Linked DNA regions of Mus musculus: region 2 is linked to region 1. The links are chromatin loops, found by intact Hi-C in ENCODE. Cell type or tissue: heart. All regions are shown on one strand. Links, peaks and the distances in the headings refer to the core of each region. The heading gives the core; the rest is flanking DNA. Region 1 has its middle 25 kb from the start of Gm11127. Region 2 overlaps H2-T3 (histocompatibility 2, T region locus 3).

Region 1 (5,375 bases), core at 161-5,160:
CTTTGCTCTACATTCACCCCAAGAGTCTCAGTGACATTCTCTCCCACACCTATCTCCAGCTGGAACATAGTCCCCTCCTTTTCTACCTGTGAGAAGAAAAACTGTAAGAGTTCAAGGAAAATCTTGACCCTAGGAAGTTCCCAGAACTGACAGAGGACCCAGGTGGAGACAGTAGCAATGTGGGGTGTGGATTTGTTTCCTATTAATGAGCCCACTACACTTTTAAAGAGGACAGAGAGAAAACTCAGACCCTGCCCTTTCCTACCTATTTTTCTGCTGCTCTTCAACACAAAAGCCACCATAGCTTCAATGATGATCACAGCTCCAAGGACAACCAGAACAGCTATGTTTACCATGTTGGAGCCGGTGGATGGAGGAGGCTCTGGGAAGGACAAGTACAGGAAATGAAGTGGGGGTTATGATCCCAGCTCTGAGCCATGACAAACTCAGGGTCTGCAGAAGGCTCCAGCTTTCCCTGACCCCAGCTCTGCACTCACACCCTCCTTACCCCATCTCAGGGTGAGGGGCTCAGGCAGCCCCTCATGGTACACATGGCATGTGTAATTCTGCTCCTTCCCAAGAGGCACCACCACAGCTGCCCACTTCTAGAAGGTTCCATCCCCTGCAGGCCTGGTCTCCACAAGCTCCATGTCCTGAGTCAGCTCCTCCCCATTCAACTGCCAGGTCAGGGTGATGTCAGCAGGGTAGAAGCCCAGGGCCCAGCACCTCAGGGTGACATCACCTGCAGGTCTGGGATGATGGGTCACATGTGCCTTTGGGGGATCTGTGTGGAAGATTTAAGAAATCACACAATTGGGCTGGTGAGATGATTCAGTGGGTAAGAGCACCCGACTGCTCTTCCGAAGGTCCAGAGTTCAAATCTCAGCAACGACATGGTGGCTCACAACCATCCGTAACGAGATCTGACTCCCTCTTCTGGAGTGTCTGAAGACAGCTACAATGTACTTACATATAATAAATAAATAAATCTTTAAAAAAAATCACACAATTAACAAGACACACTGAAATCTACACAAGACTCAGTTAAATCAATGATGACACCGAACTATGTGTCTGTTTGACACTACAACTGTCACTGCACTAGTGACCTGCAAGTAGAGCTGGTCCCCTCACCACAGAAATACACATTTTCTTTTGAGACTCAGAAGCCAAGATGGAATTCACATGAGCCAGTGGGTCAACATGGTCATCCTTATGTGATGTTCAATAGCATAAGTGAGGTAGTCAAAGAATGGAAGAGGGAATGGTAAAAAAGTAATTTAATATGTGTTTAAGTTCATATCAAAATCAGAAATTAGGGCCATATGCTACTGGAAGGATGCCACCACTGAGACTACCACTGTGGTCATCTTGCAGACCAACATTAACTGTCAGTCCAAGTGAACAGCCATCACAAAGTGTGTAGCCAGAGAAAATGACTCCCAGTCCCTGCCTCTGGGGGACAAAGTACAGGTGTGTCACACAGGATCCCTGGAGTGAGCTGTGGACCCTAGTGCAGCACTCACTGGAACACAGTGGGCTCACAGGGTGTGTGGTCTTCCCTCTCACTCAGCCCTGGATTGCAGAAGACCCTGTCTCTCAGAGTCCAAGTCCTGATTCACTGGGGGGGGGGGGGGCACTGTAACTTGTGGGACAGAGGGAGAGCAGGGGGCTTCTGCATGTTTAGGTCTGACAGGACACAGTGTAAACTCACAAGAACCGCTCTTTTAATGAGAACCCTGACTTATCTTGTGTAATTATCCAGGTTAGCAGCCTCCCCTGGCACCTGTGGAGTCTGATACAAATGATAATAGGAGGGCAGGGAGAAACAGGATCACTCCAGTGCAGACAAAAACTGACTAGAAGCAAAATAAGGTCTTCAAAAAAAAAATTAAAGAAAAAAGAAAGAAGAAAAAGAAAAGAGAGAAGAAAGAAAAAGGAATTCCACAATTTATATTCCTCCAGGGTAGCCCATAAGGGCCCATGTGACCATTCAGCACTGTAGGAATAGAAAGAATTGGGTTACAGACAGCGAGAGATCTGGGAGAATGTATTCTTTGAAAATTCTAGAAACTGGGGCAACCAGCCTAGTGTAGGGGAGTCCATGTTTCCAATCAGGTAAGGCGACTTCCGGTCCTGAGGTGTAAGGGTTGACACACTCAGCAGGACAGGAGTCAGTGTCCACACACAGTGGGTGTGGGCAGAGAACTCAGCCTGGGAGAGGCCATGGCTGACAGAGGCTACAGGGGAACTGAAGGGAGCAGCTGTTGTTACCTCAGAGAAATTCTCTCCTTCCCTCCTGAGACAGCCTGGGCACTGTCCAGGGAGAAGGCTGAGCCTTGGCAGACTCAGTGCAGTCACTGTGATGAGGAATCAGGAGACCCAGGGACACTCTCTCCCCTCTGAGACAGGGGCATCACCCCAGCTGAGGGTTTCTTCTTCCCCAGGACTGAGCCCCAGCCCGAGGGCAGAGGGAGGAGCTGCCCGCGGCCCCTGCACCTGTGCGCAGCAGCGTCTCCTTCCCGAGCTGCAGGTATCTGCGGAGCCACTCCACGCACTCGGCCTCCAGGTAGAACTTGTATAGCTCTGCAGCACCAGCCTGCTCCCACTTGCGTCGGGTGATCAGCGCTACCAGATCCGCCGCCATCCACGTTTTCAGGTCTTCGTTCAGGGTGATGTAATCGCGGCCATCATAAGCGAACTGCAGGTACCCGCGGAGGAGGCGCCCGTCCAACCCCATGTCACAGCCAGACAACCGCTGGAATGTGTGAAAGCCTGCAGGATCCCACGGTCAGCCCCGCCCACCGCCCCGGCCCCGCCCACCCGCGGACTTCTCAAAAGTGAAAGGGTAACCAGTCCTGGGTAGGTTCTGCTTCAGAACCTAGGACTTGGGACCTGAGACATCTCCGGCCCCTGTCTCGGGACGTGGCGAGGTCGTGACCTTCGACCCGGGGTCACTCACCGCCCTTGCTCTGGTTGTAGTAGTGGATCAGGTTCCTCAGGCTCCATCCGAAACTCTGCTCATTGTCCTTGGCGATCTGTGTTTCCCGCTCCCAATACTCCGGTCCCTCCTGTTCCATCCACGGCGCCCGCGGCTCAGATCTCGGATTCTCCGCATCGCTGTCGAAGCTCACGAACTGCGTGTTGTCCACGTAGCCGACAGAGATGAACCGGGGCTCCCCGAGGCCGGGCCGGAACACTGCGGTCTCGAAATATCGCATCGAGTGTGGGCCTGGGGGCGGCGCGCGATGAGACCCCGACCTCCTCCCGGGACCTCGGGCGGGTGCGCAGGCCAGGAAGGGGAGCAGGGTGAGGGGCTCGGGATGCGGGTGTAGAAGGGGCGGAGGTGGGCGACTCAGGGACGCGGTTTCCACGGTGCCGTCCCCGCCCTTCCCCGCAGAGGTCGTTTCCCTCCCGACCACTCACCCGCGCGAGTCTCGATCATAGTCAGGGCGGCCGCCAGCAGCAGGAACAGCGTTCGCTGCGCCATTGCCCCATTTGGAATACAGGGCATCTGAGGCCCTAGGGCTGCATGGACTTTATAACTTGCACCCGCCAATGAGGAGCTGGTTGGTTCCTTCCCCAGGATCCTGCCACCCAATGGAGATGAGACCTGCCAGATAATTCCTGCTACCTCAGGAGGTCAGAGAGGGCATCAGATCCCCAGGAGCTATAAAGTGGTGCTGCTCCAGGGCAAGGGAGGGGCAGGAGCTGAACTGCAGGAGAGGGTGGTGTCTGCAGGGAGCAGAGTGAAGCCCTTGTGCACCTGTGTCTTAGTGAGGGTTTCCATTGCTGTGATAAAACCCCATGACCAAAAGCAACTTGAAAAAGAAAGAGTTTCTTTCAGTTTACACTTCCACATCACAGTCTACCATTGAAGAGATTCAGGGCAGGACCTTGAGAGAGGATTCTCAAGGAACTGAAGCAGAGACCATGAGGACCAGTGATAATAGCATTGCAGCTCATGGCTTGCTCAGCCTGCTTTCTTATACAATCCGTGATCACCAGCCAAGACAACCTCCAGTGGGCTGAGCCTTTCCATAATGATCATTAACAATAATTAAAAAATGTCTTATAGACTTTCTCAAAAGCATCCTGGATGGAAGCAATTTCTCAATTCAGGATCCTCTTCTTATATATGTCTCAGCTGGTGTGGAGTTGACAAAATGCAAACAGCACAGCCTCCTGGTGCAGGGTCACTCAGTGAGAGCTGAGGGAGGAGGATGTGTGAGTTCCTCCCCCTGAGCTGAGCCAGGGACCTGCCCTGTGGATGGAACCCCATGGAAAAACAGTTGGAATGCAAGGAATGGGAGCCCAGTGGGTTCCAACTCCATTCCTGCCCCTCAGTCCTGAGGACCTGTCTCTTCCTTGCCTGTTGGTTGATGCTGTTGATATAACCATGGGAGAGACTGATAAAGTCAGGGCAAGGGAGGAGATGAGGAGAGAAATAGGGACAGTTTATTACCTCAGAACAGGGTAATCTGATTTTGGAGAGACTGAGGAGAGGTAGGTAGGTATGTAGTTAGGTAGGAAGGTAGTTTATAGATATACAGACAGAAAGACAGACATAAAATTAAAAAGAAATGAGAAGAAGTGCTCTTCCACTCTTTGGACATTGACAATTTCCCTTCTTGCTCAGACTTCATGCAGCTCAGGTCCTGCTCCAACAGACACCTGCCCAGCTGGGGAAACATTCAGGGCTGACCCTGTGGGCTTGTTACAGTTCTTGCATGGATCAGAGAACCATGAGATTTTCAAAGATCACACACCACAGCAGAGTGCATGTGAGAGATTTTGGGGGTGGGTAGTCAGGCTGGAAGAGAAAAAAATAGGGGGCTGCGGAGACCTGGGCTGGATAACAGTGTGCAACTTGTGGCCATAGTGAAAATGTGTCACATTTGGTGGCTGGTGATGGTGTGGCTTCTGGCACTGAGAGGCTGAAAGCAGGCTGGTTCTGGAATGTGGGTGGTTGTTGGCTGACAGACATCCCTTCCTCTTATTTATTATATAAGGTGAGAAAATAGAAAGAGGTGACTGGTGAGGCATAAATGGGGTTACTGTGCTCTTTAGACGGCTTTCTGTTGTCTAGGGTGGTGGTGGTGTCAACATCGTTGGGGACCCAAGAAAGCTGGATGCTGTCTAGGTTCAAAAAAAAGCATGCTGTTCCCTCACTGTCCAGGCTCTGCAGGGCCATCTGCAGCTGGGGAATGCAGATGCATTCTTTTTTTTTTTAAAGATTTGTTTGTTTGTTTGTTTATTTATTATATGTAAGTACACTGTAGCTGTCTTCAGACACTCCAGAAGAGGGAGTCAGATCTCTTTATGGATGGTTTTGAGCCACCATGTGGTTGCTGGGATTTGAACTCAGGACCTTT
Region 2 (5,375 bases), core at 376-5,375, 100 kb after region 1:
TCACAGACTAAAACCCAGCTGGGCAAACTGCAAACTCATCTCCATGTCTGCTGCCAAAGCTCTCTTCAGTCCTCCAGCTCCTGTCAGCTGTGTTGGCTCTTTCAGCTCTTTCAGGCTGGTTCACACATAATAGCAGCTCTCCTTGGGAATACAGGAAGACTGGCATCTCTCAATCTTGGGTTCTCCAGTGAAATCCAGCATTCACTCTCCCAGCTTTGCTCAATGGCCTCTCTGGGCCTCTATGGAGGGACACTCTGGACACACAAATGTAGGGAGATTCCATAAGCCAGAATAAAGCTGCCAAGTTCTGCTGCTTGCTGGATCTAGAACCTGGCCCCCACATTCATTTATCTCCTGACCAGTTTTGTGGTTTTGGTGGTTTTCTTCACTGTTTCAGCTTTTCTTTAATTTTCATTTACAGTTTGGAAGCATAGCTGTGTGTGGCTTGTCCCTTTCTTCCACTTAGCAGTAGATTTTCTTTAAACGTTATTCCTCTGAGCACTACTTAGTGGTTCTTTTCTCTTCAAACTGTACTTTGTGCATTTTCATTATGTACCCTGCTCATTTCCATCACACAGGTGCATGTGAGTGGCCATTAATAAATAAGCAAGCAACACAGGCAAGACTAGGCTCTCCTGAATTCTCCTCTGCCAAGGCCCTTAATCTAAAACTCTCTGATTTAATTTTAGACAGACTTTTTGCTCAAGGACAGAAAACAGCCACTGTCTTCTCCAAAACAATACAAGAATGAGTTTCCAAACCACTTTACTGATATTCTTCCCATTTTAAACTTCATTACCGTGGCCCACAAAGGTTAACCTGCCCTCAGCTCAGCCTCCCACGCCTCCACTAGCTTGGCTCTTTAAGCCTTGCTTCATGCATGCAACGTTCTTCTAATCCAAAACCCAAAATCTACATCCTGCCAATCATCTGCACGGTCAGGCTGGACACAGGGATACCCTGCTCCCAGGTACCCAGTTTGGAGACAGGGTTTCTCTGTGTCACCCTGAGTGTCCAGGATGGCCTGGAAATCAGTGGTTCTCTTGTCTGTCTCCTGAATGTTGGGATTAAATGTGTTGACCACCACTCTTCCGAAATTTCTTCACTGGTAATGTCAGTTTCTCAGCTGCACTACAGGCCTAGTACAGTCTTAGGGGCTCATAGTCCTGGTCATAAGAGAAAGCTAAGGCCATGCCTGTGTTCCTATGATCAGAGTCTGTCATCCAGTGACTCTATTAAGTGACAAGTACCAAGGAGGTATAGCTGAGGAATGACCTGACCAGCAGGGACGTTCACATGGACTGAGCTCCACCTGGCACAGCCCCATTCACAAGCAGATGCCAGAGGACTCCTGCCCCACCTGACACACTCAGCACAAGAAACACAGATTCTGGAAGGTCCTCCATGCTGCCATTTATTTCCTCCACAATACTCAGATATTCTCAATCCTTTAATTTACCCACAAGTGAACTGCTCAGGTCAAGGAGTTCACACTCATACTTTTCTTAAGATTCATTTATTTCATGTAGGTGAGTACACTGTAGGTGACTTCCAACACACCAGAAGAAGGCATTGCATGCTATTACATATGGTTGTGAGCCACCATGTGGTTGCTGGGGATTGAATTCAGGGCCTCAGGAAAAGAACTCAGTGCTCTTAACCACTGAGACTTCTCTCCAGCCTCCACATTCAGATTCTTTTTTTTTTCTTTCTGTCTTTTTTTTCCCCCCAAGATAGAGTTTCTCCGTGTAGCCCTGTCTGTCCTGGAACTCACTCTGTAAACCAGGCTGCCCTCGAACTCAGAAATCTGCCTGCCTCTGCCTCCCAAGTGCTAGGATTAATGGCCTGCCCACCACTGCCTGACATCCACATTCTGATTCTCATGTTCAGTGTGGAAATGAGTAGACACACTGTGCCGTGTGAGGAGACACACGCCCAGGACAGCGTGGAGCTGACAGGATGAAGATGTCCCCCAATGCCTGAGGACCAGGAAGGTTGGCTGTGCAAGGGATGACAGCTAATGTAGGGTCTGAGTCTTGGTGTGCAGGGGCAGGCTGTGCTCTCCAGATTTTCCCATTGTATGCATAGTCAAAAGCATAAAACGGCAGGCACGGCTGCCCAAAGTGATTCCACTGTTCAGAAGTCAGAACTAGTGACTCAGTCCCATGTGGCAGCTGTCCCAAGATGAAGAACAAGAGTCAGGGCAGTCAATGTGAAAACATCTCAAAGGCCTTCCTCTCGTTCAAAGGTTTAAATAGGAAAGGCCCAGTGACCCAGTCCTTTCCAGTTTGCCTCAGCCCCAATCCCAGGCTCCCAGGTGTCACCTTTTCAAGTATCCAGAGACAAGAGAGAAGCTGTCCTTGCCTGCAGTAGAAGAAGTAACAAGACATTGTCAGGAGACCAATGGTGGGGCAGAAGGAAGATCCTTCATCCCAGCTTCCACCCCGAGTGCCTCAGATTCAGCCCGAGGGCTCAGGGACAAGTGTTCCCTCTCATTCTGATATGCAGCAGTGTTATCGTCTCCGTTTCCACCTGTTTAAAAAAAAAAAGATATGAGAGACCAAGGAAGTTCTGTGCCATGGACATTATATGCAGGGGATGAAACAAGGCCAGCCTGGAGATCTGTAGTGTTTAGCATGAGCCTTGCCCTCTGACCTCTGAGAGGTCATTTAGAATCCTGTGCAGAACCCCCATTACCATTATGAATCTGTCTTTTATTGTAAGGTGAGTGTCTGCAAACAGACCCAGAGATAGGCAATCTTTTGCATAGAGTGCATGTGTATTGGTTTACAATCATAAGGCACCCAGCCACAGACTCTTCCATACCATTGTTCTTTCTCATCCACATCATAACACTTCCGCTCATAAAACCTAAGATGATCATAGCTCCAAGGAGAGCACGAACAGTGGTCCTGTTGGGCATACTGGTCTGAGGAGGCTCTGGGAAGGGAAGGGTAAGGACAGGAGGGGAAAATGAGCAACATGATCTCAACTCCCAACTCTGACCAGCTGAGGGTCTTCAGAAGGCTCCAGCTTTCCCTGACCCCAGCTCTGCACCCACACCCTCCTTACCCCATCTCAGGGTGAGAGGCTCAGGCAGCCCCTCATGGTACACATGACATGTGTATTTCTGCTCCTTCCCAAGCGGCACCACCACAGCTGCCCACTTCTGGAAGGTTCCATCCCCTGCAGGCCTGGTCTCCACAAGCTCCGTGTCCTGAATCAATTCCTCCCCATTCAACTGCCAGGTCAGGGTGATGTCAGCAGGGTAGAAGCGCAGGGCCCAGCATCTCAGGGTGACATAACCTTCAGGTCTGGGGTGATGGGTCACGTGTGTTTTTGGAGGATCTGAGGAGAAGAGTTGGAAAGTTTGGGCATCAAATATCTTTCCTGGTGACTCCAGAAGTGTCTGTGAGGCCACCTGGGAAGGAAATGACTGGAACAAGGGTCAAATTTCCCCAGTAGGTTACATACAATGCTCTGAAAATTCCAGAACTTGTGCCCAGGAGGAGCTATGTGTCCCAGGAGGCAAAAAGGGAAGTCTGCTTCTGTCTGGGTAGGGCAGAGATTCAGCACCACTGACGTCACACGTCACAGAGGTTGGGTGTGGGCAGAGAACAAGGCCTGAGAGAAGCCATGGCTCTAAAGGACGGCAGACTCATGGGAAATGTTTTCTGTTCTTTCAGGAACCTTCTCTTCTCCCTTTTCATCCTGAAGAGACTCTGAACTGTCCAGAGACAAAGGTGCTCCCTTGGGAGAGCCAGTCTCTGAGAGAGTCAAGAAACACAGGAGTTCTCTCCCCTTCCCATATTGAAGAGAAAGGAACACTGAAGAGGCTGGAACATTGTGTCAAATGAAGAGACACCCAGTATTGCTGGTAAGATCAGGAATAACAAAGAACTACCAGGGCTGGTGAGATGGCTCAACGGGTAAGGACACTGATTGCTCTTCGAAGGTACTGAGTTCAAATTCCCTCAACCATATGGTGGCTCACAACCACCTGTAATGAGACCTGACACCCTCTTCTGGTGTGTCTGAAGACAGCTACAGCGTACTTATGTATAATAAATAAATAAATAAATAAATCTTTAAAAAAAAAGAAAGAAAGAACTGTCCACTCTCTACTCTCTTCCTTGATATGGAGTGTGACATCTTAGCTATTGCAGTAAAGCAACCCATTATTCACTTAAGTGACTAACAAAATGTGGTATATATATAAAGTGGAATCCTGTTGAGCACTACACAATGTAATCACACAATTATCTAGGAAAATTGATGAACTTTGAATATACAATATTAAACGAAGTCACCCAATCTCAGAACAACAACAGGAAGTAAAACTGCAGTCTTTTTTGCTCATAGAGGTAATTTAGCAAAACAAACAAACAAAAGAACAAACAAAAGAAACAAAAAAACGTATACTTGTTAAGAAATGTACCTGTTGTTACTTGCAACATGACATAATGAAATCAGGAAAGGCTAATATTTGGAGATGAGCAAGGACTAAATGTAGGTAAAGTACACGATGGATAATGGCAGGGAATAATTGATAGCTACTTCTAATTCTGCCACTGATTCTCTGTTTCTGTCTCTCCATCTCTTTCTGCCTCTGCCTCTGTCTCTCTGTGTCTGTGAGTCTCTGTCTCTGTCTCTCTCTCCCTGCCCTGCACCCCTGGGGTCGATGTTGGATAGCCATGAGTATATTTAATGGAAAATATGTAAAATTCATGTTCTCTACTGGTCCAAAGTGGCGATTCTAACTGTTTACAAGCTCACTGAGCTGTGTATAGCCATTGGTTTGTGTAATTTTCATACGTTATTTTTCTGTTGTCACCTTTTAAAATTAAAAAACAAAAAAACCAACCAAACAAGCAAACAAAAATACAAAAAGAAAAAAGAAAAAGAGATGGGAGTTTTCCCACCTAGTGAGTTTCTGCTCTCTCTGGACTGAACCCAGTACAGAGGCAAAGGGAGATGGAGTTGTCTGCAGCCACGCACCTGTGCACTCCTGTGTCTTTTTTCTGTTCTCCAGGTATCTGAGCAGGGAATCCTTGCATGGGCCCTCCAAGTAGGTCCTACGGAGCTCTGTATAACCAGCCTGCTCCCACTTGCTTCTGGTGATCTCTGCTGCCGTGTCTGCTGCTGTCCACGTTTTCAGATCTTCATTGAGGGCAATGTAATCGCGGCCATCATAGCCATGCTGCTCATAAGCGCGGAAGAGGCTCCCGAAGAACTCCACCTCACAGCCATACATCACCTGGATGGTGTGAGAGCCTGGCCCCCCTCTCCTAGTCAGGCCCGCCCACCCTAGGAATTCTCCAAACTGAAAGGGAAACCGGTCCCTTTTGCACCCCATGATTAGGTGGCTTGCATAA

Evidence for each region. Hi-C counts contacts between places; a loop is a spot of excess contacts. Peaks named below come from ENCODE experiments on the same cell type or tissue, not always from the same donor. Only the 100,000 strongest peaks of a DNase experiment are listed, where the experiment ranks them.
Region 2: it touches region 1 in a loop (4-fold over the local background); 14 of 42 quality-filtered maps call a loop at or near these places.

The regions. Positions count from the first base shown.
Region 1 is chr17:36,080,734-36,086,108 of GRCm38, forward strand. It overlaps the pseudogene H2-Bl. Among named protein-coding and RNA genes, the nearest start is that of Gm11127, 25 kb to the left of the region's middle. In heart, for the core only: no CTCF peak of the experiment used is centred there; DNase peaks (open chromatin) are centred at 2,668 and 2,828; H3K4me3 peaks cover 1,360 bases; H3K27ac peaks cover 572 bases; H3K27me3 peaks cover 3,311 bases.
Region 2 is chr17:36,184,179-36,189,553 of GRCm38, forward strand. H2-T3 (histocompatibility 2, T region locus 3) reads right to left here. Exons shown (of 6, transcript NM_008208.4): 3 at 4,999-5,274; 4 at 3,073-3,348; 5 at 2,827-2,940; 6 at 1,393-2,532. The coding sequence ends at 2,393. Among named protein-coding and RNA genes, the nearest start is that of H2-T3, 3.3 kb to the right of the region's middle. In heart, for the core only: no CTCF peak of the experiment used is centred there; no DNase peak of the experiment used is centred there; H3K27me3 peaks cover 3,882 bases.